2 separate regions of the Homo sapiens genome follow, and region 2 is linked to region 1. The links are chromatin loops, found by intact Hi-C in ENCODE. Cell type or tissue: A673. All regions are shown on one strand. Links, peaks and the distances in the headings refer to the core of each region. The heading gives the core; the rest is flanking DNA.

Region 1 (16,226 bases), core at 3,090-11,089:
GAAGTAGAAGCTGAAATCCTACTCCGAATTTCCCCCTTTAGGAATACTCTGAAATGTTTAGACAATAATAGTGAAATTCCCCTTGGTAGATGAAACTTAGAAAGTCTTCTATTTACTATTCCTACAATCTTTGTTACCACCAACACTAGCAATACTATCATTATTAATGTTTGCTATGTACAAAATAGTTTTCTGTTGTTGTTTTTGAGATGGGGTCTCACTGGGTTGCCCAGGCTGGAATGCAGTGGTGTGATCATGGCTTATTGCAGCCTCAACCTCTCTGGCTCATGTGATTCTCCTGCTTCAGCCTCCCAAGTAGCTGGTACTACAGGGGTGTGCTTCCACATCTGGTTAATTTTTGTATTTTTTGTAGTGACAAGATTTCATCATGTTGCCTAGGCTGATTTTGAACTCCTGGGCTCAAGCAATCTGTCCACCTCAGCCTCTCAAAGTGGTGGGATTTTAGCCCTGAGCCACAAGGCCTGGCCTCTATTAAATATGAAGAATTTATTGTGCTAAATACTTTAGGTTCATTGTCTCCCAAGAATACTATAGACTATTAGTCCTGTTTTACAGAAAAATAAAAAGACAGCTTGAAGAATGTAAGTAATTTGTCCAAGGTTACTAACCAGTAAGTAATATGGACCAGATCTGTCCATAAAACCTGTGTCTTTAGTGTCTTACACAACTAATATCACTGTGGCAACAAAAATATCTGTGATACCAAACTCTACCTTTTGAGACTAGATAATCCAATTATCAGTTGTAATTCTATTTCCATTATTAATGCATTATCTCACATCATATAAAACAATGTTATATTTTATTTCTACTGTTCTAAAGAATATTATTCTACTTGTTTACGATATATTTATGTAACTCTCCTGCTTAATTCACTTATGCATACCAGCAGTTTATTTTGAAGGAAGTGTTAGTAGCATCATGTTGGATACACAATTCTTGATGTACCAAGAACGGGATATTTGCCATTACAGTTCCCACTAAATTCCAACAGTGCCTCCCATTTACTGTGAAAATAAAAAATTATTCCATGAATTTCTAAATACCCTGGTGAAGGTGAAGTAAGAAACAGGATATGTCTATGGCTGATTACCTTTGAGCATCTGATTCAAATGTTCATATTTAACTAAAGCCTTATATTCACAGCCTCAGGTTGTAGCTTAACACACATGCAGGTGTATTCTTACCTGACTTTCTCGATTTCTATTTTGCAAAGTAATGTAAATCAGGTCCTCCTGATAACCTCCATTTATATTTTTAGCTATTTATTTGTTGTACTTTTTTGTTTTAAAACAATTAAAAACTTACAAAAGTATGTAAGAAAAAGACATTTCCATTTTTTTTTTCTGAACTATTTGTGGGTAAGTGGTCAACATAATGCCTCATTGACCATGAATATTTAAGTATGGACTTCCTACATATGAGGTCACTATCTTACAAAGCCACAGCACCACTCTCAAAATAATTATAATTACAAATGACAGAAATTTTATTTTATTTTGTTTTTAAAAATTATTTTAGATTCAGGGAGTACATGTGCAAGTTTGTTACATAGGTATATTGCCTAATTTTGGAGTGTGGCTTCTATTGAACCCATCACTCAAATAATAATCATTGTGCCCAATAAGTAGTTTTTTAACCCTTCCCTTCCGCCTCCCTCCTTCCTTCCTTTTGGAGTCTCCATTATCTATTGTTTCACCTCTGTGTGCATGTACACCCATTTTTTAACTCCTACTTAATAAGTGAGAACAGGCAGTATTTGATTTACAGATTTTATTTTCTAAAAACAACTGCAACTCAATCTCCCTTCTGTCTTGCATGCTCTTATTACAAAGTGAGTTTCATCCTCCTGCTATCAAATGTGTGGTTTTGACCTGGAAAAGGAAAGGTGAGAAGGTCTTTATTTCCTGTTCTTGAATCTGGGAAGGCTCTGAGACTTATGAGGCTAATGCATAAATAGTTTAAAGAATTTTAGCTGATTCTCCTAATACACTCGCTATTGAGATGCAGTCACTATGCTGTGAGGAAGCCCATGTAACAATGTGGAGATTCTGAAGTGAGTTCTGGGTTCTAAGCCAACAGCCTAAATACTTTAGGTCCATTATTTAGGTCCAAGTTCAACCACTAGACCTGTACTTCGCAAGCCTTCAGAGGATTCCTGCTTTCAGCCCGCAAGCTTTTTCAGCTGAAGCCCCCAGTATCATGGAACAGAATCAGATTATTTCCACTGAGTCCTTTTCAATTTCTTAACCCACAGGATTTATGAGCATTATGAAGTCATTATGGCTTTCTGCCACTAGGCTGAGAGTGGACCACATATACAGAAATAAAAAACTATTAATAGAAAAATATATTGCAAACATCTAATCCTCAAACCCCATTCAAGTTTTGCCAACTACCCTCCATCCTATCAAATATTCCTTATACCAAAAAGATCCAGTTCAAAAATAAGTGTTGCATTTATTTTTTAACCTCTTTTGATCTGGAATAGCTCCTCACACCGTCTTTCATGACTTTAGTGCTTTGGAAGACTACAGGTCAGTTATTATACAAAATGTCATTATATTTAGATTTGCCTAAATTTTTTTTATTACATTCAGACTAGGCATCTTTGTAAGGAATACTACAGGAGTGATGCTGTGTTCCCAGACATTCCTATCTGCTGGAGGCACAAATTCTACTTGTTCTATTACTTGGTAATATTCACTTTAATGCTCAATTAAAGTGGTGTTTGATAGGCTTCTCTACTCATTTTTTAAGTCTTATAATTAGTAAGCGTTAGTGGGGAGATATTTTGAGACTAGGTCAATGTCCCATTTCTTACAAAAGATTTGTTACCTTTTCACATAAGTATAGACTCATGGATTCTTGCTTTATTCTATGCCATAATTCATTACTCTGTATTTATTTTGATGTCCACACTGTCCCAGATTTAATGAAATGTAATCTCCTTTAAGCTAGGCCCTGTGCCCTTTTGATACCTACCTATGATTCTTTAAAACAGTATTCTTTATATCTGAAAAATAAAGGAATTTCTACTTTCTGGCTTAATATAATAAGATGTTTAGGCTCATCTGAAATTTCCCTGCCGTCACCTGGGAATCAACCATTTCTTCAGGGAGTCCTAGTTTCTTTTAGCGGTAAGTACTGTTTACAAAGCAATGTCTGGTGAGTAGGTATGTTTGTGTTTTATGCTAAATCACATGGTAGTCTCTTTACTGGCTTAGGCAGTTTCAGTGCCCTATACCTGGCCCCTAACTCATTTCTCTAAAGCTAAAAAATAGGTGTGTCTATTTGATGTATTTACGTTTTTCTCTCCTAGTAAATAAATAGTTTTGTAATAAGTTAACTTTTATAACATTTTCTCCCTATTCTGTTATTGGAAGAGAAATATGCTGTTTTTTTATTAATTTAAATATTATGTATAATTCTGTCTGGGCGAAACATGCACACACACATGTAAATGCACACACACATTTTATGCCATGGATCATTTCACTGGAAAACTAAAGTGGTATCTCTGGTTAACATTTTGAAAATTGAAATCCCATGAGAGTTAGTTGTGCAAAACTGTTTTATGTGATAATTGACTATGTAAAACCTGAATTACAACAGTATAGAATGGCTTGGAATTTTATTTAGATAGTCTTCAGTGTCAAACAAGAGACAATTAGATTTATTCAATGGAATGTTAATTTTCATATAAATGCAAGTTCTTAACTAAGCCATGTTTTCTAACACATTCAGGATAGGGTTATGAATACATATAAACCTTGGTGAAAATTATTTAAATAGTCAAAGATTTATTTCGAGGAGAATTTGGTGTCAAAAATAGTGTAAGGTATTAGGGATACATATATTTAAGACATACTCCCTATATTAAGGAATTTACTGTCTAGTGGGGAAAGTAGCTATATAAACAAATATAATATGGTGCAAAGAGTAGGTCTAGGGGCAAAAAATTCCACCTTCGTCCCCTTGGGGTTTCAGCTGGATCTGAGAATTAAATTGACATTAGATAGATTAACAAGATAAAAGTGTAATACAAATTTTACAGGGCATGGAAGCTCTCATAAGGAAATAAAGACCCAAAGAGGCAGTTAGGGTCAGTTACTTAAACACTGAATTGGACAAAGAATAGTTAGTTGCGAAGAAGCAACTAAATCATGTGGGAGGCTTAAAAGACAAGAGGTATTTTAACAAGATCTTTACATAGTTTTTAGTTTTGACTTCTCATCCTTGAATATAAAGATTTTGCATCTTTCTAGTAAAGGGAGGGCGTCTTTCACATGGGAATTTTATCTTCTGCTTTTGAGAGACAGCACAGAGGTCAAAGTGATCTTTTGTACGTATTGTTTTTTAAACCACTTTAAACTTAAATAGCCAATATGCCAGAATAGCATATTTTAACCTCTTCAAGGTCAACAGTAGTGATGAGCACATAGTGGATTAATGCACAGAAGAGGCTTCTCTATGAGTGAGTTGGAAAGGCATTTGGTAGGATAGGATTCCCATTTTGCTCCTTGAACCAGACCAAGCAAGGTGAAATACTCTACAGAACATACTACTGCAAGCAACTTTTATGAGAGTTTTTTTTATTGTTGTTGTTGTTTTGTTTTGCTTTGTTTTTAACCTAATGGAACTGATACCAACACAGCCAAGTTGGGGAACCAGAAATATTTTCAAGAGCAGATAAGTTCATAGCAAGAAGAGTAATATCAGTGTCTTAGCTAGTTTCTGAGAAGATGTTGTTTCCTTATATTCAAAATCAGAGCTTTTTAATTTTTTTCAAATCAGTACTGTGAATAAAACAGAGAGAAAGCAAAAATGATATAATTTTGTTAGCCTTAAAACAGAGGTTATGCTACAACATCTTACTCTTCTACTAATCTGATACTTCAGATTGATTTACCTTAAATCTTCTTACTTTAAAACTTCCGATGGACCTTAAATCTTCAGGATGGTTTAAGGTCAATTTACTTGCATTTTTACGCTAGCAGAGTATATGACATATTGTATTAATAAAAAATGTTAAATTTGTCATGCTGACTTGACTCTCTACACTTATGGGAATAAGGTGAAGAAATATAATTAACCACTTTTCTATTTTTCCACTTGGGCTTTTAAAAAATGTACATTTTTTCTTCAAACTATTTATAAATTACTCATAGCCCTAATTTCATATTTATCTCTCATTCGGGAGTGTTGGCCATATTTAGACTGATTATGTTTTACTGAATTCTGAGATGTTAGGAAGCCTTAATATCTTCTACATTGTGTTATTTAAGTCACAAATTTAAATGTAAGTAGAGTGAAGGCTGCAGATAACTATTTTTTAAAAAATAGTTTTTATTGTTTCGTTATATTCACTCCTAGGACAGACACTGTGGGATAAATGCACTGTAAATATTTATATTACTTTACAAGAATGGGGATCACAGACTAAATCCCTATATATTGCTCTAAATATTTACCCTCCTGTATTAGTAAAGTTACTCAAGGACATTGCCAATCATTCTCAGTGTTTGCAAACAATAAGAAGGGTTGCAAAATTCAGAGAAGTAATCATTTCATTTTTACAATGGGAGAATGCATAAGAAGTAAAGAAACTGAGTGTCTTATCAAGATTGTCTCATATACATATAATTAATTATATATCAGTAAACATATCTTATATAAGTATAAAACATAGATGATGATAGATAGATAGATAGATAGATAGATAGATAGATACCCACACTTTAAGATAGCAAGTCCCTGAGGATATACATCAGTTTTAATTCTTGCTGGTGGTAAACAATGTGGTAAAATGGAAAGTGAGAATAAAGTGCTTATATAAATGTGAGCAGACAGATCTAAGTCACTCTCAGAAGGTAGCTCTTACTCCATGGAATATCCTGGTAGCAATGATAAGTACTTTTTTCTTCTTTTAATCAGATAGCTGATTAACATTGAAACACAAAGTCTCATTCTCTCTCTAATTATACTATTTTATCTTTCCTTGTCCTTTTGTTATTTTCCATATACATTACTACTCCTTTAATAAGAAAGTTTTGCATTCTTAATCCACTGATATGTTTTTTCCCAATCTGCTTAGTCCCATTAATTTTTACTTCCTTTCCTGTTTAGAGTAATCATTATGGACTACTACTTCTAATGCATCTTCATATTAATTGTCTATAATTTTGATAAATCAGTATAAAGCTGAACATTAACATAAATATGTGGGAGAAAAGTTTAGTTTCTGAAGACTCTGCATTTTAAAATATAAACCGATATCATCTCTTTTTGATATATACTCAGTAGTGGCATTGTTAGATTATGTGGTAGTTATATTTTTAGTTTTCTGAGGCCCTCTTTACTGTTTTCCATTTTAGCTGTACTAATTTACATTCCCACCAATAGTGTAATAGGGGTCCCTTTTCTCCATATTCTGCCCCAAACTTGACATTTCTTGACATTTCTACCTTAGTCAACCTGAAGACCAATTATAAGTTGGCCAAGATGTTTAATTACAAAGATTAGAATTATCAGTTGTATCTGCTTTTCCATTCACTGGTCCTTTAAAGGCATAAACTTTTTATTCAATTTGTTATGCCCACCACTGAGCATAATACAAGGAACATATTAGGTCCTCAAGAAATGCTTACTGAATCCACCTTAATTGATAATCAAGTTATTGTTGGTTCACTCTTCTCCATACATTTTTTTTTTTTTTTTTTTTGAGATGGAGTCTCACTCTGTCATCCAGGCTGGAGTGCAGTGGTGTGATCTCGGCTCACTGCAAACTTCACCTCCTGCGTTCAAGCGATTCTCCTGCCTCAGCCTCCTAAATGGTTGGGATTACAGGCATGTGCCACATGCCCAGCTAATTTTTGTATTTTTAGTAGTTATGAGGTTTCACCACGCTGGCTAGGCTGGTCTCAAACTCCTGGCCTCAAGTGATCTGCCCACATCAGCCTCCCAAAGTGCTGGGATTACAGGCGTGAGCCACCCCACCCAGCTCATATATCGTTTTAAAATCAATATTATATTGATATGAAATTGAGCAAGATAAAATAAAACACAGTAAGGTATTATCATAGTAAATAATTAAATTTTCATTGTTTTTTTTTCTACCATCATTATAGTATAGCCACCAATTTCTACTGAGTATTTATCTACTATATGGCAGGTCAAGTCTGCATTCTGGGATAAAGTGTTGACACAATCTTGAATCAGTGCCTAAGGAGTTCACAAGTCCAGAGAGGGGATAGCGCATGTGAGTAATTCTAACATAATATTTTACAATCTGAGTTGGAAGTACAGAAGCACATAATTTCGTTCTGCAAAGGGAAGTAAAAGATTTCTAAAACAGAATCATATCTAAAACAGACTGTCTTATCATTTTTATTCTTGGGGCCTAACAAAATGGCCAGTAATTTTTAAAAAATGCCATGTTGAATTCAAAATAATATTTTAACAGTATTATTTATATTTAATATGTTACATATAATTTAATATACATTTAATATTTAATATATTGTAATTTCACTCTTGTATCGTTTTCCTGTATACTTATTTTTTGTATTTTTAGTAGGGACAAGGTTTCACAGTTAAGTTCAAAATGGTATCTGTCCATTGACTATGAATTTTTTAAATGTTTAATATATTTAAGAGAATTTGTGAAGTAGGATAGAATTTGAGATTTTTTTAAAAGGACATCTTAAGAAATCATTAGAATAAGATTAACCCAAAAATATCGTCATATAGAAATTGTCTTTCAAAAAAGTTAACAGAAATATAAGTATGATGTAATTATTTTGTTAATTTCATCAATAAGGGAACTAATATTGAGAAATAACCCTGCCCTCTAGTGGTGATTAATAAATTTTAAAATATACTGAAAACACCAGTTTGCTGTTACAGCAAAGTTCACATTGACATATATTTGAATAGAAACACTGAAACCATGTATTCTGCATTAATAAACAGACATGATTAAACTAACAGCCTTGAATGTTGTTTAGTAGATTCATCCCCCTAAGAAATTTAGTAAAACAAATTTTAGTAAATGAAAAGTGTCACTGTGTTTCTCCTTGTGAATGGTATTACCAATGTTGAATTAGATTCTTTGATGGAATCCTTTTTCCATTTGAATTTTGATTAGAAATCCACAATCTAGGGAAAAATTTACAAAGTCTCAAACTTGTTTTACTCACCCCCTACCAATTTTCATCACCAATTCTCTCCACTGCCCTGATAAGTCCTCTTCATATGCCATTTGTCTCTGCTTAAATATTGGATAAGCCATTTCTCTCTTTTCTGAGATACGACTCGAAGGATCTATACAAAAAACACAATTTATTGCACTTCATTTGATATTTCTTTTTAAATCCTGAGATCTCTACATGCCTGATTATATGCTAGGTATCATCTAAACTATATTTTATCCCATGTTTTTTCCTAAAAGAAGGATAATACTTTTAGACAAACGTAGCATAATTAATTATACAATTTATTCATGAAAGAAACTATACTTATGTACTGATTTTTTTTAATTCTGAATTTTGTGCTATCTGTATTTTAAAACTCAACATCTATTTTTACCTATGACTGTCATAAAAAATCAGAGGTAGCCTCTAGTTACATAATCACAACATGAAGAATTATTAGATATTTTAGAAATAACTAGATCAATCCCTCTATTACAACAAAGTAAATGTTCAAATGTGTCTACTGACTTTGCCAAGGTTTTGTAGTTGCTTGTTTCACTAAAAGTCAGAGCTAAATGGAAAACATTTTTTAGTTTTGCTTCCAATTTACCTCTGTACCTACAAATATAATATTTCAAAACTGTGTTATATCCATGTCCTCACTCTGAGAATCTCTGAATTCATTACAGTACATATCAAAAGTTAAGGACTTCGAAAGATTGTCCTGGTGGGCTCAGTGTAATCACAATGATCCTTACAAGAGAAGGGCAGGAGGGTCAGAATCGGAGAAGGAGATGTGATGACAGAAGCAGGAGTGAGAGTGAAAAAGAGAGGGTATGAGAGAGGGTGTGCATGTGTGTGTGTGTGTGTGCATGTGTGTGTCTGTGTGTGTGTGAGAGAAAGAGAGAGAGAGAGGGAGAGAGAGAGACAGAGATATTAGGAGACACTGTGCTTTGAAAATGGGGTAATTAATGAACCAAAGAATGCAAGTAGCCACTATGCCTTCTACTGAAAAAAAAGTAAGGCAACAGAGTCTCCCCAAGAGCCTCCAAAAGGAACACAGTCCTGCTGACTCATTTTAGACTTCTGACATGCAGAACTGTAAAATAATAAATTTGTGTTTTAAAAATAAAATAATAACTTAGGAACTTGTTAAAAATTCAAATTCCCTGGTACCAACCCAGACAGACTAATTCATAGAAACAAGGGGAGGGATTCAGAAATCTGCAGTTTAAGAAGCCCTCTAAGTAATGAATGCTAAGCCTGGGTGATATTGACTTACATAAAGTGTTTTCCTCACCTATTGCAGGGAAGATTACTGCAGGAGGTTATTTCTCATTGTGGTTTTGATTTGCATTTTCTTTATAATTAGTTTTATTGAGTGCTTTGATACCTGTTGGCCATTTCTATGTCTTCTTTGGAAAATGGAAAAATGTCTATTTGGATCCATTGCTCATTTTATGATGGGGTTATCTGGCTTTTTGCTATGGAGGTGTATGAGCTCCTTAAATATTTTAGATATTAACTCCTTATCAGGTATAAGGTTGGCAAATATTTTTCCCATTCCATAAGTTGACTTTCCATTTTGTCAGTGGTTTCTTTTGCTGTACACAAACTTTTTGTTCTTTCATCCATATTTTATAATTTTTAGTTCATTGTATTGACTACGTTTATTCTTAAGTATTTTATTCTTTTAATGATATTATAAATGGGATTGTTTTCTTAATTCTTGAATAGTTCATTATTAGCTTATAAAATGCAACTATATTTTATATATTGGTTATCCTGCAAATTTACTGGATTTCCTTATAAGTTCTAACAGGTGTTTTGGTGGAGTCTTTTTGGGTTTCTACATATAAAATTATGCCATCTACATACAGGGATAATTTTACTTCTTCCTTTCTGATGTAGATGCCTTTTATTTATTCATTTCTCTCCTAATTGCTCTGGCTAGAACTTCCAGTACAAAGTTAAGTAGAAGTAGCAAGAGTGGGAGTCCTTGTGTGGTTCCAGATCTTAGAGGAATAGCTTTCTACTTTTCACTTCTGAGTATAAGGTTAGCTGTGGGTTTGTCATATATGGCCTTTATTGTGTTGAGGTACACTCTTTCTAAACCTAAATTATTGAGAGTTTTTACCATAAAAGCATGTTGAATTTATCCAAATATTTTCTGCATATATTGAAATGATTATGTAACTTTGTTCTTCGTTCTGTCATTGTGATTTATCATATTTATTGATTTGCATATATTAAATCATCTTTGCGTACCAGGGATAAATTTCATTTGATCTTGGCAAATGATTCTGTTAATGTGCTGTTGAATTTGGTTTGCTAATATTTTGTTGGAGATTTTTCCATCGATGTTCATCAGAAATGTTAGCCTGGAATTTTCTTTTCTTGTAATGTTTTTGTCTGGCTTTGGAGTCAGAGTGATGTTGGACTAATGAGTTTGGAAGTACTCTGTCTTTAATTTTTTGAAAGAGTATGAGAAGGATTGGTTAATTCTTTTGTAAATGTGTGTTCGAACTTACCAGCTAGTCATCAGGTCCTAGGATTTTCTCTGATGCATATTTGATATTACTTATTCAGTTTCCTTACTTAAGGATCAGAGCAGATTTTCTATTTCTTTGTGATTCAGTCTCAGTAGAGATATGATTTTAGGAATTTATCCATTCTTACAGGCTGTCTTAATTGCAGGTATACAATTTTCCATTGTAGCCTCTTATGATCCTTTGTATTTCTATGGTATCAGTTGTAATATCTCCTTTTTATTTGTGATTTTATTTATTCAGTCTTTACTCTTTTTGTATTAGTCTGGCTAAAGGTTTGTTGATCTTGTTTATGTGTTTTTAAAAATCCATCTTTTAATTTCATCGATATTTTCCACTTTCCCATAGTCTCAATTTTATTTTTTTTCTGCTTTGATATTCATTATTTCATTTTGACTACTAACTTAGGGCTTAGTTGTTCCTTCTTCTCTAATTCCTTGAGGAAAAGTAGTGTTAGATTGTGTATTTGTTATTTTTATATAGGTATTTATTGTAATAAATTTATATCTTAGAATTGCTGTCATAAACTCTAATAAAGTTTGTTTCCATTTATATTTGTCTCAAAATATTTTTTAAGTTTTTATTTTTTGATATATCATTTTATCAGGAAATGCTGTTTAACTTACACATATTTGTAAATTTTCCAGGTTCTTCTTGTTATTGATTTCTCATTTCATACCAGAGTCATAATGATAAGATATTTAATTTGACTTCAATCTTCTTAAATTTGTTAGGACATATTTTGTAGCCTAATACGTGGTCTATCCTGGAGAATGTTCCATATGCACTTGAGGAGAATGTATGTACTGCTGTTGCTAGATGAAATTTCCTGTATATATCTGTTGGTCCATTTGGTCAAGGTATACTTTCAGTCCAATGTTTTCTTGTTCAATTTCTTTCCAGATGACTCATCTATTTTTGTTTAAAGTCGGTAATTGAAGTACTCTACTATTGTTTTACTGCTATTTCTCCCTTCACATCTATTAGTATTTGTTTTATATGCTTAACTGTTTAAATGTTGGGAGCACATATTTTTACAATTGTTATATCTTCTTAAAGAGTTGACTTCTATTATTATATAATAAGGGTTTTTGTCTTGTTTTACAGTTTTTTAATTTAAAGTACGTTTTATCTGATATAAAAGTATAGCTCTTTTTGGTTTCTATTTCCATGGCATTTTTTTTTATATCCATTTACTTTCTGCCTCTGTGTGCTCTTAAAGTAATTCTCTTGTAGAGAGCATAGAGTTGGGTCTGACATTTTAAAATTGAACTACTGAGTTTCTTTTGATTTACATTTAAACTAATCATTGATAGGTAAAGACTTACTGTTTCAATTTTATTGTTTTCTGACTGTTTTGTACATCCTTTGTTCCTCTTGCTAGATTATTTTGTGATTTGATCGTTTTCTATGGTGCTATGCTTTAATTCCTTTCTATAACATTTATGTATATATTATAGTTCTTTTCTCCGTATTTACTATGAGGCTTACCAGAACATCTTATATTTTAAGCTGGTAACAACCTAACTTTGATCACATACAATAACTTTACAACTTTCTTCCCCACACATATTTTATATTTTTGATACTATTTACATTTTCATATTGTTTATTCATGAACAAATTATTGGAGTTATAGTTATTTTTAATATTTTTGTTTTTTAACCTTTGTACTGAAGATGTAAGTTATTTTCACACCACTATTATAGTATTAGAGTCTTTAACATTTGAATACCTACTTAATTTTACCTGTGTACCAGTGAGTTTTATGTTTTTTTTTTTTATTATACTTTTAAGTTTTAGGGTACATGTGCACATTGTGCAGGTTAGTTACATATATATACATGTGCCATGCTGGTGCGCTGCACCCACTAACTCGTCATCTAGCATTAGGTATATCTCCCGATGCTATCCCTCCCTCCTCCCACCCCCCCACAACAGTCCCCAGAGTGTGATATTCCCCTTCCTGTGTCCATGTGATCTCATTGTTCAGTTCCCACCTATGAGTGAGAATATGCCGTGTTTGGTTTTTTGTTCTTGCGATAGTTTACTGAGAAGGATGATTTCCAGTTTTATGTTTTATATATATTCATGCTACTAATAGCATCCTTTTAATTCAGCTTGAAGAACTGCCTTTAGTATTTCTTGCAAGACAGGTCTAGTGATGATGAGTTCTCTCAGCTTTATCTCTCTCTGGGAAGGTCTTTAGTTTTATTTATTTTTCATGCACAGCCCTGCCCAGTAAAGATAGTATTATTAGTTGCATGCTTTTTTTTTTTCCCCAGAATTTGGAATGTAGCATTCTTCTTTCTCCTGGGCTACAAAGTTTCTTGCTGAAAGATTCCACTGACAGCCTTATGGGGAACATAAACGTATATATAAACTATATATAAACTATAATAGATATATAAATATATAATAATATATATATAATAGGTAATATATAATAATATATAATATGTAATAATATATATAACATATATATAAACTATAATATATACATTAAAGTTATAGAAAGGAATTAAAGCATACCACCATAGAAAATTATCAAATCACAAAATAATCTAGCAAGAGGAACAAAGGATGTACAAAACAGCCAGAAAACAATTAATAAAATTGAAACAGTAAGTCTTTACCTATCAATGATTAGTTTAAATGTAAGTCAAAAGAAAACCAGTAGCTCAATTTTAAAATGTCAGACCCAACTCTGTGCTCGCTACAAGAGAATTACTTTAGGAGCACATGGAGGCAGAAAGTAAATGGATAGAAAATAAATTCCATGCAAATAGAAACCAAAGAGAGCTATACTTATATCAGATAAAATATACTTTGAATAAAAAACTGTAAAAAAAGACAAAAAAATTGTATGTGAGAAAAAAATCATTTGTTGCTTTCAAGAGTCTCTGTTTATCTTTAGTTTTTGAAAGTGTGACTATGCTATGTCTTGGTAAAGTTTTCTTGGGGTTGAACCTGTTTGGACCATTGAGATTCATGTACCGGGATGCATGTATCTCTCCTCAGCTTTGGGAAGTTTTCAGCCATTGTTAAAAGCTCTTTATCTCTTTTTCTCTCTCTTACCCTATCTCACTCCTATAACACAAATGTTAACTCTCTAGATGGAGTCCCATAAATTCCACAGGCTTTCTTTATTCTCTTGCATTCTATTTTGTCTTTTTTCTCCTCTGGTGATTGTTTTCAAATGCCTGTTTGAATTCACAGAATATTTCAGATTGCTGTTGATGTTGTCTACTGCTTTTTAAATTTTACTCATTGTATTATTTAGCTTCAGAATTTCTGTTTGCTTCTTTTTATGATTTCTATTTATTTCTAAAATTTCTCTTGTTTTTTATGAATTGTTTTTCTGATTTCATTAAGTTGTATACCTGTTGTCACTCACTGAAATTTACTAAAACAATGATTTTGGGCCACGTATGATTGCTCATAGATATAATACCAACACTTTGAGATACATAATTATATTTTACATATAATTACATATACAATTCTATTACATATATAAGCACTTTGTTTACATAATTATCATAGGGTTCTCATATACCTACTTTATTAGAACTTTATTTTAAAGATATTGATGGCAGATTTTTTAAAAATATGCACATTCTCCCCTTTCATGTAAACAAAATTGTATTTTACCTTATGGAAGAGAGAATGAAGAGAACTTTATGTAAATTACAGGTTTAAAAATAAGAATATAGATAAAAAGTCATACATTTTTTTCAAGTTCAATGAATTAAGAATTCTTTAAAAATATCAACAGTCATATTAATTATGTTGGTATGTGGCATTTTTATTGTAAAATTTCTATGTAGAAATGCTTTCTATGATCATTACCTAGCTATATTATGAATAACTTCATCTGTAATGTTATAATATATTTATAAAATTCTAATTTATTTAAGTTGATAATTAAAAGAACATGTCATTAATTTGTATATAAAAATAAATCATTATTTTAAAATTTAGGCTAAGGTAGTAAATGTGGATCTAAAGAAAATTAAAATATATAGATTTTTTATTTTTAAATCATGTGACAATAATTATGTCTATTTTAAAAATATTTTTAAAAGCTTGAATATTTTGTAAAATGGTATTTTTTTTTAGATTTTAAAGTAAAAAATACATTTTTTAAGATGATGAACAACTTTACCTTTGAAACTTTCTATGGTCCTGTTATGATTTGAATCTGTGTCCCCACCGAAATTCCATTTTGAATTGTAATCTCCAATGTTGGAGGTGGGCCTGGTGGGAGGTAACTGGATGATGGAGGTGGATTTCTCATGAATGATTTAGCACCATCCACTTAGTGCTATCCTTGTGACAGTGAGTGAGTTCTCATGAGATCTCACTGTGTAAAATTGTGTAGTACCTCCCCTATTCCTCTCTTGCTCCTGCTCTGGCCATGTGACGTGCCTGCTTCCCCTTCACCTTCCAACATAACTGGAATCTTCCTGAGGCCTCCGCAGAAGCCAAGCAGAGCTGGCATCACGATTCCTGTATAGCTGCAGAACTGTGAGCTAGTTCAACCTCTTTTCTTTGTAAATTATTCAGTCTCAAGTATTTCTTTATAGCAATACAAGAATCACCTAATACAGAAAATTGGTACCAAGGAGTGGGGCATTGCTACAATGATATCTGCAAATGTGGAAATGACTTTGAAACTGGGCAACAGATGAAGATTGGAAGAGTTTGGAAGGTTCAGAAGACAGGAAGATGAGGGAAAGTTTGGAACTTCTTAGGGAGTGACTAAATGGTTGTAACCAAAATGCTGATAGTAATATGGACAGGGAAGTACAGCCTAAGGATGGCTCAGATGAAAATGAGGAACTGGAGCAAAAGGCACATGTGTTATTTCTTAGCAAATAAGTTGGCTGAATTGTGTCTATGACCTAGGGATCTGTGGAGTTTGAACTAGAGACTGATGATTTAGGGTACCTGGTGAAAAAATTTCCTAAGCAGCAAAGTGTTAAGTGTGTGGTGTAGTTGCTTCTAGCAACCTATGCTCAGATGCATGAGCAAAAATTGATCTAAGTCTGAAACTTACATTTAAAGGGAAAGCAGAGCATAAAAGTTTGGAAAATTTGCAGTCTAGCCATATGGTATAAAGGAAAGCCTATTTTTAGAAGAGCTCAATCAGGCTGTGGAGCAACTACTTGTTAGACATATTTGCATAACTAAGAGGAGTCCAAGTGGTGATAGCCAAAGCAATAAGGAAAAGGCCTCAAAGACATTTCAGAGAACTCTATGGCATCCCTTCCCACCACAGGCCCAGATGCTTAGAAGGGAAGAATGATTTCATGGACCAGGCCAAGGGCCCCACTGCCCTGCGTAGCCTCGGGACACTGTTCCTTGCATCCCAGCCACTCCAGCTCTAGTTGTGGCTCAAAGGAGCACAGGTATAACTAGGGCAGCTGCTTCAGAGGATGTAGGCCATAAGCCTTGG
Region 2 (16,226 bases), core at 4,667-12,666, 250 kb before region 1:
AAGGGGTGACTGTATTTTGCAATGCGAGAAGGGCATGAAATTTGGTGGGGTAGGATCAGAATAATATACTGTAGATATTTGTCCCCTCCAAATTTCATGTTGAAATATGATCCCCATTGTTGAAGGTGGGGCCAAGTTGGAGGTGTTTGAGTTATGGAGTCACATCCCTCATGAATGTCTTGGTACTATTTTCATGGTAAGGAGTGAGTTCTCACTATTAGTTCCTATAAGATCTTAGCTTCCCATGGTTGTAAAAAAAAGCCTGTCACCTCACTCCTCTCTTTCTCTTGCTCCCTCTCTTACCATGTGACACATGGGGCTCCCATCCCCTTATGCTATAATTGAAAGCTTCCTGAAGTTTTCATAAGAAGCAGAAGCTGGTGCTGTGCTTCTAGTACAGCCTGCAGAACTGTGAGCCAAATGAAACTTTTTTTCTTTATAAATTACCCAGCCCCAGGTATTCCTTTACAGGAATGCAGATGGACTAAGAGGCAGTGATAATACCAAATGATGATGACGATGCAGAGAAGCTGAATCTTATTACATTGCTGGTGGAAAAGTAAAATGGTTACAGCCAGTCTGGAAAATAGTTGGCAGTTTCTTTTAAATCTCAGTAAGCATTTTCCATATGACTCAGCAATCACACTCTTGGGCAGTTATCCCAGAGAAATGAAAAGTTATGTTCACATAAAATCCTATACACAAATGTTCATAGTAGCTTTATTTATAATAATTTGAAAGTAGAAACAACTCAAATGTCATTCCATAGATGAATTGTGCAATGGAATACCATACAATAGAAGAAAACAGAAAACAACAAAGTGTGTTGAACTGTTGATGAGTGCAACAATCTGAATGGGTCTCAAGAGCATAATGCTTAGTTTTAAAAATTCTCAAAATAATTTTACACTGTATTTGAGCTCCTATTTTTTTTAAATGTCATCAACATAGTAGAACTATGAAAATGAAAACCAGATTAGTGCTTGCCAAGGGGCATGGATGGGAGGTGGATAAGTAGGTGGGTGCAAATATAGAAGTACAAGGAGGTTTATTTGTGGTTGGGTTGGTTAATTTTATGTGCCAAGTTGACTGGGTCACAGAGTCTCTAGTTATTTGTTCAAATACTACTCTGGTTGTGTCTGTGAGGGTGCTTTGAATAAGATTAACTTTTAAATTGATAGAATGAGTAACATAGATGGCCCTCCCTATTGCGAATGGACCTCACTGAATTAGCTGAATATATTAATAGAAATTGGCTGATTCTACCCTGGGTAAGAAATAATTGTATCTTGACTGACTTCCCTTGCACAAACATCAGTTTTCTCCACAACGCTTTGCACAAATACATCAGCAGTTCCTAAGTCTTGAGTTTGCTGGCCTTCAGAGAGAACCACACTGTCAGCTTTTTTTGATCCTTGGGCCTTTAGACTCAGACTAGAGCTAAACAATTCAGATCCCCTCAGCCTCTAGCTTGCCAGCTCACCTTACAGATCTTGGGACTTTCTCGCCTCCACAGTTTTCTAAGCCAATTACTTATAATAAATCTGTTTATCTATAAAGAGATTTGTATTGTCCTATTCTCTGGAGATACAGCCATATCACTTAACAATGGGACTACAATCTGAGAAGGGGGTCTAGTTGATTCCATCACTGTACTAACAATATGAAGTGTACTTACTCAATCTAGATGGTGCAGACTTCTACACACCTAGGATATATGGTATAGCCTATTGCTCCTAGGCTACAAACCTATACAGCATATTACTGTACTGAATACTCTAGGCAATTGTAGCACACTGGCAAGTATTTGTATATCTAAACATGGAAAACGTGTGGTAAAAATACAGTAATACAATCTTATAGAACCGTTGTCCTCTACTAGGTCCATTGTTGACTGAAACATTGTTATGTGGAGCATGACTCTGTGTGTGGTGTGTGTGTGTGTGGGTGTGTGCATGTGTGTGCGTGTGTGCATGTGTGTATTTTTACCGTCCTCTAGAAGACCCTTACCAATATTGTGGTGGTATAACTTTTCTGCATCTTGATTGCAGCATTGGTCACACAAAACTATGCGTGATTTAAAATTGCATAAAGCTACATATGTACATATATGTACACACACAAATGAAAGATACTAAAAATGAAGAAAAACGATTACGTTATATAATTTATTTATAAGGGTTGTAACAATGTCAGTTTTCTGGTTTTGCTATTATATTATAATTTTATGAGATATAACCATTGGGGTAAGCTGGTTGTAAGATATACAAGATTTTATATACTATATTTGTAACTTTCTATTGGAAAACATAAAGTAAAAAAATGACAAAACAAAAACATTTCAAGGATGTCTGCTGTGTTTGCTTAGCATTTCAAGCTCATTCAAATTCCTGTATTTAGATACTGCGGTATTAAATGGGCATATTAGATATAGTTTCACTAGACTGAAGTAACATTATAGAGCCTATGAAGACCTTTGATCCAGAACTACTTGTTACCTGTGATAAACCTGAATATTTGTAAAGTTCTCTATAATAAACCACTATTTATTAACTGTGCATTATTGTTCATTGCTAAAAGGTTTTATCATTTAATCTGACTCCATCTTCCCAAATAATAACAAAGATGATAATTATATGTTGATGTTGCAGATGAGAAAACTGAGATTTAGTGGTATTTAGAGATCACCGAGCTAATCATGGGATTGTAAAGATTCAAGCCTGGCTTTTAGACTTAGCTGTTATTGACTCCAGTAACATCTTCCTAAGATTGTCCAAAGACACAAGCAACAGTAAACGATGTTTCTACAGTGGTCATTATAACTTCTACTATACTGCTCTTTGATAATTCTAAAACTATAACTTTCAAAAAGTATACTGATCCTGATTAAAAATATAATTTTACATATCTAGAAATTTGGATAAAATGGAATTGTTTTGAGTATTTTATTTGTGTTTAGTTATTTTAGATGGAAAATATAATGATTTAAAGTAGGGATAAACAAACATTTTTTTCTTGCCCTGTGTTGTTATATTATAAAGTCTTGGCCATCTACTGCCTATTTTCTCTTGTCCACATACCGTCATCTTAAAAAATTATGGCAACTATATAATATTTCTTATAATTTCAACATGCAAATATGAGTTATTCTCAATAATATCCATGAAAGATTGTATTTCTGTTCTTTTGTTCTGTTAGGTACTATTGAATTTGTATATAGTCATTTTTTTAAATTTAAAAGGCATATAACTTAGCTATATATAAAACGTTCATTTTTGTAAATCATCTGCTGTTTTTTAAAAGTACAATATTACTATTTTTTCTTGCAATAAATGAGTTAGAAATTCAATCATTTTCATAATGAACTTTACACATGTAATCTGGTTTCTAAATATAGTCATATTTGCTACTTACCTGCAGAGAAATCTGTTATTTGTTTATAAATTGTGCATAATGGCCAAAGTAACTGTCTAGAAATAAAACACATAATGTTCAAATTTATAAACTCATAAGAAAGGTTTTATTGCTAGAACCAATTGAAATCATTTATGGCCAGTAAAATATAAATTAATCATGAGTACTGAGTGAAATTGGGAGAAAAACAAAAATTTCTGAGGGTAATACTAAATTGGTCATTAGTAAAAACACTTTTAGAAACAAGTTATTAAAGTACACTGAATAGGTCAAAAGCCCTATAGTGTAAGAACATCCTAAGATATCTTATTTTGACAAACTCTTATTCCTTTTTGAAGGGAAGTTTCTATATCTTGATGTTACTGAAACAGGACCAATGGAAGCTCCATGTACACTTGAAACAAGCAACTCTGTTTTTTGTGTGTGTGTGTGTGTTTTTTGATTTAAATAACAAATGTAATTTCTTTTAATTTAACTAAAGTGGCAAATTCTATGGTTTATTATTCTGCAAAAATATTCAAAATAAAGTGATTCATAACTAGGTTCACTTAAATAGTTTTGACAGATGCACCTACCATTAGGCTGGCTATTTTTTCTTCATATTTCCAGATGCATAAACAGTGGCATAGAAAGATTCTTGAGAGAAGATACAGGGAAGAAAATGTTACTGGGATGAACCTGGGATGGAGAGAAGATTCCAACCTCCACTTCTTTTTCATAAATTATAATGATCCTACTTTGTCTAATTTCACAGAGTATCAGGATGTTCTATGCCTTTGCTTTAAAGTTTTCATATTTGTGGAACTTGAAGGGTTCGTAAATAGGGACTATTTGTGAAGACCTTTGATTCAGGACTATTTGTTACCTGTGATAAACCTAAATATTTGTGAATGTCTCCATAATATAACCATTATTTATTGAAGATACAATAAATAGTGGTTCCATCATCTGTGCATGATAGAATAAATATTCCATCATCTGTGCATGGAACAACTTACAAATTCCTATTTGTATTCCTATGGTAGGGAGTTTTGTTTTAAGTCTGGGAGAAATTGGATAATGTACCTCTTTATTTCACAAAATTTGGGACACGTATATACATTTACAATTAACTTAACAAGTGAATGTTGAGGGTGTATTTTAATTTAGGCACTGTGTTGGGAATTATTGACACCAATATCACTAGGACAGAGATCTTCCTATCAGAGTTCAACATCTAAAGGTAGACCCAGAAAAGTAAATTATTGCTTATTGCACTTCACAGTAATTATAATCACATTCCATAGAGTACTGTTGGGATAAGGGGCAAAGCAAAAGAAGGAAAAAATGAATCCTAGACAAAACCAAGGAATAACTTTTTTTTATTTTAAACAATTTTTATATATGTCATCCCTAATACCTAGAACAAACAAAAATAGGGAAATATTCCTCAAATGCCCTTAGCGCATTATTGATTACATCATGTATTTTAGCAACCTTATATGACCTTGACCACATGGAAGCAACATTATCCAAACCGTTTTCCTATAGTGAATGTGGAAGAATGCAAAATATCTGTCTGTCCCAGTCAGAATCAAGGGTGTGTATATAGTTCATAAGCTCAGTGAAATAGCCAAGATAATCCTGGCTCTTTATCTGAACTAGTCTGCATACACAGTAAATTCTCAACTCTGATTTATTATAATGCAACTATAACATTAAAAAAATAGAGATTTGTTTTATTTCTACCTTCCTAGTAACCCAACACTTCCTGTTTTTTATGGCATTGAGATTTAAATGAGACAGTGAAAGTGAAGAGCTGCATCATTAGCTCTCAGATTGCAGAGAATACGTGCTAAATATAATTCCTTTAAATAGTTTAGGAGCAAAGAATCACAATACAACTCTTTTGTGTAGAACTTAAAGTAAAAAGAAAAAATCCAGAAAGCTAAAGTTTCAAGAGCTAAACTAAAGTCTGTTATATAAAAGTAATAAAGTAAAAATATAACAGTACTTTAACCCCAGACTCAAATTTTCTAAGAATAAGAAAAACAAAACATATCACAAGAATTTATTTTGGCCTCAGTTAAGAATACAGAGCATCAAAACTAGTAAAAATAAACAAAAAAGTTCATTATATAATGATAAAAGGATCAATTCAGCATGAGGATATAACAATGCTAAACATTTATGTACCCAACACTAGAGCACCTAGAGAGACAAAGCAAATATTATTAGGGAAACATAGATTCAAATAAAATCATAGTTGTGAACTTCAGCGTCTCACTCCCACCATTAGACACATCTTCTAGATATAAAATTAGCAAAGAAATGGACTTAAACTGCACATTAGATTAAATGAACCTAACAGACATTTACAGAACATTTTATCCAACAGTGATAGAATACACATTATTCTCATCAGCACATGGAATATTCTCCAGGATGGACCATATATTAGGACACAAAACAAATATCAACAACAATGGAATAAAACTGGAAATAAACAGCAAGATGAACTTTGAAACTTAAAAATACATGGAAATTAAACAACATGCTATTGAATAACATTGGGTATAGAAATTAATTAAGAAGCAAATAAAAAATATTCTTGAAACAAATGAAAACCAAAAGGCAACATACTAGAACCTATGCAGCATAGCAAAAGCAGTGATAACCAGGAAGTTTATATCAATAAACACCTCTACCAAGAAAGTAATACCATTTCAAATAAACAATCCAAAGGTGAACCACAAGAAAGTAGAAAAACAAGAACAAACAAAACCCAAAATTAATAAAACAAAAGAAATAATACAGTTCAGAGCAAAATAAAGCAAGCGACTAAGAAAAAAATGAAATAAAAAATCGCTTTTTAAAATCAATAAACAGCTAGTTAAACCAACAAGGCAAAAAAGAGAACCAAATAAACAAAATCAGAAATGAAAAAGGATACATTACAACTGAGATCATAGAAATACAAAGTATCACCAGAGACTATTATGAACAACTATACCCTAACAAACTGGAAAACCTAGAGGAAATGGATAAATTCTTAGAAACATACAATCTACCAAGATTGAACCAGAAAGAAATAGAAAACCTCAGCAGTCCAATGACAAGTGATGAGATCTAAGCAATAATAGTCTCCCAACAAAGAAAAGTCCAAGACCTGATGTTTTCACTCCTGAATTCTACTAAACTATCGAAGAAGAGCTAACATGAATTATCCTCAAATAATTCCAAGAAATTGAAGAGGAGGGAACTCCCCATAACTCATTCTATGATACTCTAATACCAAAACAACAACATGCAAATATATATCAATCAACATACAGAAATAAATTACACTTCTACACACCAATAATAAACCCATCAGGAAGCAAATAAGCCAGTCTCATTTACAATTACATACACAAAACAACCCATATATACCTAGGAACAAATGAAACCAAGCAGGTGAAAGATCTGCACACACACACACACACACACACACACACACACACACACACACACAAATCAGAAAACACTGATGAAAGAAATCCAAGAGGGCACAAACAAATGAAAAAACATCCCATGCTCATGGATCGGTAGAATTAATATCATTGAAATGACCATACTGCCCAAAGCAACCTCCAGATGCAATACAATACCTATCAAAATATCAATAGCAGTTTTCATAGAATTAAAAAAAAAGAGATCATAAGATTTATATAAAACCAAAAAAGATTTCACATAGCCAAAGCAAGACAAAAGAAGAAATCTAAAGGCATCTAACTAACCAACTTCAAAATATATTACAAGGCTATAGTAACCAAAACAGTATGGTATTGGCATAAAAACAGACACATAGACCAATGGAAGAAAATAGAGAATCCAGAAATAAATCCATGTAATGGTAGACAAATGATGTTTGACAAAGGTGCCAAGAACATACTTTGGGTAAACGATACCCTCTTTAATATGTCAGGCTGGGCACACTGGATACTCATATGCAGAAGAATAAAACTTGACCCCTATCTCCCATGGCATACAAAAATCAACTCAAGGTGGATTAAAAACTTAAAAATAAGTCATGGAACTATAAGACTAACAGAAAAAAAACAACTGAGGAAAACACTTCAGGGCAGTGGTTTAGGCAAAGATTTTATGGCTAAGACTTCAAATACACAGATAACGAGAGTAAAAATAGACAAATGGGGCCATATTAAATGAAAAAGCTTCTGCACAACAAAAGCAAACCATCAGCAAAATGGAGTGACTATCTGTTGAATGGATGAAAATATTTGCAAACTATTCATCTGACAAGGAAGTAATATTTAGAAAAAAAAGAACACAAACAATTCAATAATAAAAACAAAATAAAACAAATTTTTTTTGTTTTCATTTAAAAGTGAGCAAAGGACATGAATAAATATTTCTCTAAAGAAGATATACAAATGGCAACAGGTATATGTAAAAATGCTCAACATCGCTAATCCTCAGGGAAATGCAAATCAAAACCAAAATGAAATGTCATCGTACCCCTCTCAGGATGGCTATTATTAAAAATACAAAAAGCCGAAAAACAAAACAAAACAAAACAAAAGAAAACATAAAAACACAGGAGATGCTGGAGAGAATGTGGAAAAGGGAGCTGTTACACAATGTTGGCAAAAACATAAGTTAGTATAGACAGTATGGAGAACGGTATGGATATTTCTCAAAATGTAAAAAAATAGAACTACCAAATGATCCACAATCCCACTAGTTCATATTTATTCAAGGGAAAAGAAATCGGTGTATCAGAGGATTACCTGCACTTCTATTTTTATTGCAAAGCCACAATGCCAAAGGGATGGAATAAAGCTAAGTATCCATCAATGGCAAATGGAAAAATAAAATGTAGTATATATACACAATGAAATACTATTCATCCATAAAAAAGAATTAAACCATGTTATCTGCAGCAACATGGATGGAAGCAGAGATCATTGTTTTATGTGAAATAAGCCAGATTAAAAAAAAATAGAAATATGGCACGCTCTTACTCATAAGTAGGAGCCAAAAAAGTTGATCTCGTGTAGGTAGAGAGTGGAATCATTGGTACTACAGGATAGGAGGTGTGTGTATATAGGAGGTGATGATGATGAGAAACTGGTTAATGGGTACAAATATACAATTATATAGAAGGAATTATTTCTAAAGTTCCATAGCAGAGTAGGGTGACTATAGTAGACAATAGTGTGCTTTATATTTAAATTATTAGCTAATTTGAAATGTTCCCAACACATAATAATGATAAATGAGGCTAGGTGCAGTGACTCATGCCTCTGAGCACTTTGAGATGCTGAGGCAGGAGAATCACTTGAGGCCAGGAGTTCAGACCAGCTGGGGTAACATAGTGAGATCCTGTCTCCACAAGAAAATATAAATAAAAAATTAGCCAGTAGTGGTAACATGTGACTCCCAAGTAACAAATTACTTGGGAGGCTGAGGCAGGGGGATCATTTGAGGCCAGGAGTTCAAGGCTGCAATGAGCTATGATCATGCCACTGTACTCTAGTCTGGGTAACAGAGTAAGACCCTGTCTCAAAAAGAAAAAAAAAAAAAGATAAATGCTCAAGGTGACAGATACCTCAAATGCCCTGACATGACCATTACATACACATGTCAGAAATACTCACATATACCCCATACATACATAAAATATTATTTATTAATTAAAAATATAAAATTTGAAATGCATTATGTTTTTTCCCTACAGTCACAAAAACTGGAAATTCTGACTTTTATCATATTATCTTCAATATTCTCTCTTCTTTCCTCCTTCTTATCTTACTCATAAAACAGTCTTTAATATCAAGATCTTCATATCTTCAATTGTTGAACTCACTTATTTTCTCCCATTTTATCTGAATCTACACTTACTTGTTTCCCTTTCAAGGCCGGACTACATTTTTATCATTGTTCACGGAATCTCTCACTTCCTTGTCATTCCCTATTGTTCAATGTGTCCAACCCCCACTAGGAGTCACCTCCGCACTGCACAATGTAGGCTTGACACGTCTCACACTCCCACGATTATCTTTCTCAATCTGTTTGCTGTTTCCACACTGTCCCTGGAACTTCTAGCTTACACATCAGTGCCAGCAACCTACTTACCAAATTTATGAGCTTCTTATGAGACTATATTCTCTTGACCTTCATATAGCATTGGGCATGTTTTTTCTCCATACATATGCATTTTGGAAGTTTTTCCACCAATTACTTCAGTGACCCTTTACTTTTCTATTTTTTCTTTTAAAATATTCTTCATCATGTCATTTTCTCTCTCCTACTCTTGAGTATTAGTATGTTCAAGGTTAGAGTTTATTTTTTCACTCAGATATCTCTTCACTATTTATCTCATTCATCTTCACACCTTCAATTCTGACCTTCGTATAGAAGACAACCCAGGCAAGTCTAAGATGAAAAAATCAGGATATGAAATAATCTGAGAATAATTTTTTCCCATGATTGTAAGAATTAATTATTTGAACAATTTATCTTAAAGAAGAAAGCCACTTCTTCTTTTGTGTTATGTAACTTGAAAGTCTTTATCTCTTTCTCTCATAAAATTTTTCTGATAGCTGAGCCTATATCCTCATCTGCACCATATATTTTTCTATCTAGTTGTACTTCAGCATCTCACAATTAAGATTAGCATTCTCCCAATATTCCCACAAATCAGCTCTTCTTTGTGATTTTGCTGTCTTGATATTTTTACTTTCTCTCCTATTCTTTTAAAACATGAAATGTGGACGCATCTTTGATTCAGTGCTCTTCTTTGTCTTTTTAGCTAGTTGTAATTTGCCAACTATTATGGATGATTTTTTCCTTTCATTATATATGATAATCATTTTATTACCTTTTATTTGAAATAGTCAGGCTACAACTTTTCTCTATGATTCTAGTATCTACTAATTGTTTTCCTTTTCCTATTCCCCTTCTTTCCAGTTTATATTGAACAATTCTGCTAGACCTATTTTTCTTAAGCACAACTTTCTATCATTTTCTCTAACATTCAAAAGCAATGACTGACCAGCAGGGCTGGCTCATGGACATGTGACCTATGCATCCCATAGGGCTTCATGCATAGAAGGGACCTACACACGGATTAATGTTCTGCTGTAGCCATTTGGAATTCCTAATAACTTTTAAACAAGGATCTCTTCATTTTTATGTTGTACTGGGCCCCGAAAAATATGTACTGCATCCTGCTTCCAATGACCATGAATAAATTTGATACCAGCCTCCTGCCTAAAGCTCAAGGCCTTTCATACCCAGCACTTACTCATCCCTAATCACCATACCACTCCTCCCTTACTCGTCAGTGAAACCAGACTACTAGCTGCCTTCCATATATACTTGTTTATTTCCTACTTTTGTCCTTTTATTATCTCTTAATATAATCTCAATTTAGCTCCTCAGAGTTTTACTCAAATTCCTTCTTCATGTCTTGTTTTTCTTATTTTTATTTTCTGAGTCCCCACAATGTTGTCTCCTTTAAAATTTTTAGTGTTATGTTTATTTTTTTCCAAGAGCAAATATTTATCATATTTCCTTTAATTTTGGGGGGAACAGGGAGAATAAGTGTCTTGTTATCCCTATTAAATTGCAGATTCCATGAAGATAAGGATAAACTCTCTTATCTATCTATATATTACATACAGTGTTTAAGATATAAAATATACGCAATAAATGGTTTCTGCATTTAAATATTATAGCAAAACTGTTGTTTATGACAATAAATAAAAATATCTTTCATTGTAGTAGACAAGAATGTTTCTCATCTTTAAATAAAAATGTGTGTGTGTGTGTGTGTGTGTGTGTGTGTATGTGTGTATGTGTGTATTTGGCTTTCCTGATTCCCCAACTGTATAGTTTTTGCTTTTGAATGAAATAGGAGAAGACTAGAAAGCCAGGTCACAATAAATTTACTGATGAGCAGACTTAAAATATAAAAGAGGGAGAGAGGAGAAAGAAAAGGAGAGGGAAAAAATGAGAATATAGATACAAACATATAAATTCTGCTGATTAACCTGTTCCCTCGTTGTAATCACTACCCTCTCTGACGTTCCAGAAAGGTGATACATCTTTTAATGTGCCTTGTCTAGAACAGCAAAGGAAAAACTTGGAAAATAAAGTTGGAGATGATGTAGCTAGCCTCCAGCATTTTGTTTATGAGAGCATCCATTCGTGTCTGCTTGGACTTGCTGAATAATATCCATTCTGTCCTTGAGGCATACATCAGGCAATGAAATTTTGTTGTATTAGTTATTTCAGGCTTTCTACTGATTCCAGAATATCTGAGAATTTCTTAGTATAAAGTGGCTATATGTGTTAAAAAGTCTTGGATATATCAGTGGTCCTATTATTTTGACTTTAACAATTTCAGATGAAAGCTATATAATGGAGAAAAAACAGAACTAAAGCAAGAATACGAGCAAAAAGATGAAGAAATACATTTTTCATCTGGAGTGTTACTCAAGTACCATTCAAACCAGTTCCATTATTTAATTTCCTGGTTATACTCTTTCCTCATCCACTACTTTTCACAGCATAAAGCTTAAAAAAGAAACATTTAACTGTTAGAAAGGAAAACATGACAGCCAAGTTATAATTTTGTTTCTGTTGAGTTTTTTATACATTTAAGAAACAATTCTGTTTCTTTGTTGTTGTTTGTTTGTTTGTTTTCCATTAACATGGCTGACGAGAGGCAATGCACACCAGTTCTCCTCAGAAAGAAGAACCAAAATTACAGGTAAGTAACCATGGTCCAAGTGAGATACTGAGGGATGAGTGAGGAATCTATTGAAGAACCCACAAGAGGAAGCTGGATGCAGTAGAAGAAGGAAGCAAGAGTTTGGCAGAGATCAACTCCCAAGGAATTTGGAGTCTCATGGAAAAGGTAGGTAGGGGTGTTTTTGCTCCCCTCACCCTTGTGTCACAGTGCTGACTTCTCAGCTGTTGGAGAGTTCCCTTGCAATCCCTGTGGGAAGGGATTTGGGAACTTGGGAGCAGAACCAGCTGTGCAGTCTTCCTCATCCTCTCCCCAGACCAGAGTGGAGGCACAATGCCAGTTGTACAGCTGCTGTGGGCCTCTATCCTTTCCAGAGAGTCTCATCCCTTGTATCCACACACCACTAGATCCCATGTAAACATTCCCCACAATCCATTCAGACTGTGGCAACCGCAAAGGACTGGTAGGATCCTAGGGAACTGTGAGATTTCTGGAGGTCTAACTTGCAGGGCAAGATACCCCTGGGGGAAGGGAGAACACAAATTGCCAAAGTGCCCCTTAAGAAAAAGAAACTAGATTGTACACTCTGTACCCAAGAGCTCCCTGCTTGTGAGCAGAAGGTGACTGTGCCCTCACCCTACAGAGACACGGGTGGAGTGTGAAGCTCTATAGGGGAGGAGTGTGGTTCTGTCTCAGTGGCTAGGTGACACTGGTGCCTGGAAACCGATGTGGAGAGGGGAATTTCTCCTACTGCCCCCCTGACACTGCTACAAATGCAGCCACGGCTGTTCATGTGGGGAGTGGGTGCTGGTGTGCATTGGGATGCCAATTCCAGAGTAATTGGGCACAGCTACAGTCCCACTGATAGTGTCTCTACCAGCCTGGGCTTGCATGAAGGATGTGGTCCATCTCCCTTCCTACAAAGGGCAGCAGAATTACTACAGTAGAGTACCAGTGACCCATGAAGCTAAGTGTATTGGGCTGAGGGAAGAGGTTCTTTCCCAAGGCCAATTCAGTTGTAGCTACAGGATAAACATTTTCCATGGCCCTCAGTTAAATTGTGGCCTACAGATAAATGAAAATTTCCATTTGAACAGAAAGTTATGAGCCTTGCCACAGGGTTATGTTAAGGAAATTAATCATGTTTCTGCTTTCCCAGGATGTGGATCTGGTGCAATGTCTACACTCCCACTGGTGAAATAATGGCACATTATACCATGAGCTCTCTCTGCTACCCTTATCAGAGAAGGTGGATCCAGTCTTCACTGGGTTATCTTAGGATGAGCTTGGCAGTCCAGCTGTCTCCACTTTTGGCTCCCTACTCCAGGGCTGAGCTGGGAACTCAGGGCAATGGACATCCTACCGACCAGCAAATCCCATGTGATAACATAGAGCTCCTTCCCGTAAACAAGGATCAAGCACATACTCAGTTGCTTCTGCCCAGGTTGCTCTTACTTAGAGATGCACCCACTGGACTAGAGATTAAACTGATCAAGTAAAAACATGCAGAAAGATAGGCATAGTGCTGCAGGATGAGATAAGCTTCTGGAGACATCTGTAATCCCAGTATTGCAGAAGGCAGTGAGCCTGGTCATATGCCCAGTAAATTGCTACCATAATCAACATGTGAGAAAGCCACTGCACAAAAGCTATCTATGACCAAAAATCTCAACAGAGACTTGGTTCCCTGAAAGCAGCCAGAATCAAAGTTAAATGACTATACACAACACACATCATAGTCATACCCTCAAAGAAAACAGAAAGTCCAACCCAATGAAAGTGAATTCAAAACAAGAAGTGACAGCTTCTCCATATAAGAAGGAATTCATGTAGAAATTATGGCAGTACGAAAAAATAGAGTGTTTATACATTCCAAAAGGACTACACTAGCACTCTAGCAATGGATTCTAACCAAACTGAATATTCTGAAATGACAGATGACAATTTCAAACGCGGATTGTAAGAAAGCTTAATGAGATCCAAGAGAAAGGTAAAACTAACACACACAAAAAATAGAAAAAACAATTCAGGATATGAATGAGAATATACTTTAAAAAGTTAGGTATTCTAAAGAAACAGAACTTCTGAAAACAAAAAATTCACTGAAGCAGTTGTAAAATGCAATTGAAAGATTTACCACAGTCTAGAACAAGCAGAACAAATAATTTAAGAATAAGCCCCCCTCAGACAAAAATAAAGAAAATTTAAAAATAGACAATGCCTCTGAGAAATATGAGATTATGTAAAGAGACTAAACCTCTGAGTTATAGGCATTTCTGGGAGAGAAGAAGAAAACGTAAGAGTTTGGAAAACTCATTTGAGAAAAGAATTCAGGAAAACATCCCTGGTCTTGCTAGATAATTAACTTCTAGAAAAAAGAAACACAGAAAACATCTCAGAGATACTTTGCAAGACAAATCTCATTAAGGCAAATAGTCATCCATCTCCAAAGTTAATGTGAAGAAAAAATTTCTAAATGCAGCAAGAAATCACTTGTAAAGTAAATCCCATTGACTAAGAGCAAACTTCTCAGCAAAAACTTTACCAATGAGAAGAGATTGAGATCTTCTTTTCAGCTCTTAAAGGAAAAAAAAAATGCTAGCCATGAATTTTTCATAAATGAAACTAAGCTTCATAAATGAAGAAGAAATAAGGCCTATCCCAGATAAGCAAGCACTCAGGGAATGTGTCATAACTAGACTGGTTCTATAAGACATGCTCAAAAGCGTTGTAAACCTAGAAACAAAAGTAGAATAACTTGCCATTATACAAGCACATGAAAATATAAAACTCACAGATCCTGGAAAGCAATTACACAGTTGAGACTGCAAAGCAACTAGATAATAATTAACATTAAGACAGAAACAAAACATCACATATCTGTATTAACTTCAAAGTAAATTGACTAAATACTCCATTTAAAAGATAAAGATTAGCAAAAATAATTTTTACAAAAGACTAAACCATATGTTGCTTACAAGAAACTCAACTTAGGGGTAAAGACATTCACAGACTCAACATAAGGGGGTGGAAATAAATGTTCCTCATAAATTGAAACCAAAAGCAAGCAGGACTACCTATCGTTATGTCAGATAAAATAGACTTTAAATCAACAACAGTAAAAGAGTATCAAAGAAGGTCATTATATAATGATAAAAATATGAATTCAACAAGAAGATGTAAAAATTTAAAGTATATATGCACTCAACACCAAAGCACACAGATTCATAGAAATATACTATTAGACCTAGGAAAAGACATAGACAGCAATACAATAATAGTGCGAAACATGAACAACCTACTGACAGCATTACACAGATTATCAAGGCAAAAAAACCATCAACAATAAAAAAATCTCTAGACTTAAACTGGACTCTAGAACTAATGGCCCTTATAGATACTTACAGAACATTCTACCCAATGACCACAAAATGTACATTCTTCTGTGCAGGAAACATTATCAAAAAGAGACCATATTCTTGGCCATTAAGCAAGTTTCAATAAATTTAAAAAAATGATGTATCAAATATTCTCAGACAACATTGAAATAAAACTAGAAATGAGTGCCAAGAGGAACTCTGAAAACTATATGAATACATGGAAATTTAACAACCTGCTTCTCGGTGATCTTTGGGTAAATGATGAAATTGTAGCAGGAATTAATTTTTTGAAATGGATGAAAATAGAGACACAACATAGGAAAAACCTCTTGGATACAGCAAAAGCAGTGCTAAGATGAAAGTTTATAGCATTAAGTGCCTACATAAAAAATATAGAAAGATCTCAAATTAACAACTTAATGTCACACCTCAAAGAACAACACCAACAAAAAAACAAAGTTAGCAGAAGACAAGAGATAGATTAGACAAAGGTCAGGTCAGAGTAGAACTAATGATATTGAGTCCAAAAACAAACAAACAAACAAAAACCAAAGGTTCAAGAAATGACAAGTTTGTTTTTTGAAAAGATAAAGTAAATTTATTGGCCAATAGCCAAATTAACCAAGGATAAAAGAGAGCAAACTCAAACACAATCCAAAATGATAAAGTTGAGTTTACAACTGATAACACAA

What was found. A loop is a pair of places that touch in the nucleus more often than their neighbours do. Peaks named below come from ENCODE experiments on the same cell type or tissue, not always from the same donor. Only the 100,000 strongest peaks of a DNase experiment are listed, where the experiment ranks them.
Region 2: a loop joins it to region 1, with 4 times the contacts of the local background. A loop is called at or near these places in 6 of 110 quality-filtered maps.

What each region holds. Positions count from the first base shown.
Region 1 is chr1:106,014,138-106,030,363 of GRCh38, reverse strand. It overlaps LINC01677 (long intergenic non-protein coding RNA 1677), which reads left to right and starts at 2,111. Exons shown (of 6, transcript NR_146609.1): 1 at 2,111-2,558; 2 at 3,082-3,161; 3 at 7,152-7,282. LOC124904595 (a long non-coding RNA gene) reads right to left here and starts at 2,217. Exons shown (of 2, transcript XR_007067036.1): 1 at 2,152-2,217; 2 at 1,780-1,895. In A673, for the core only: CTCF peaks have their summits at 7,692 and 7,892 (motif pointing left); a DNase peak (open chromatin) is centred at 7,873; H3K27ac peaks cover 1,591 bases.
Region 2 is chr1:106,261,461-106,277,686 of GRCh38, reverse strand. No RefSeq gene overlaps it. Among named protein-coding and RNA genes, the nearest start is that of LINC01677, 240 kb to the right of the region's middle. In A673, for the core only: a CTCF peak has its summit at 9,399; a DNase peak (open chromatin) is centred at 9,416.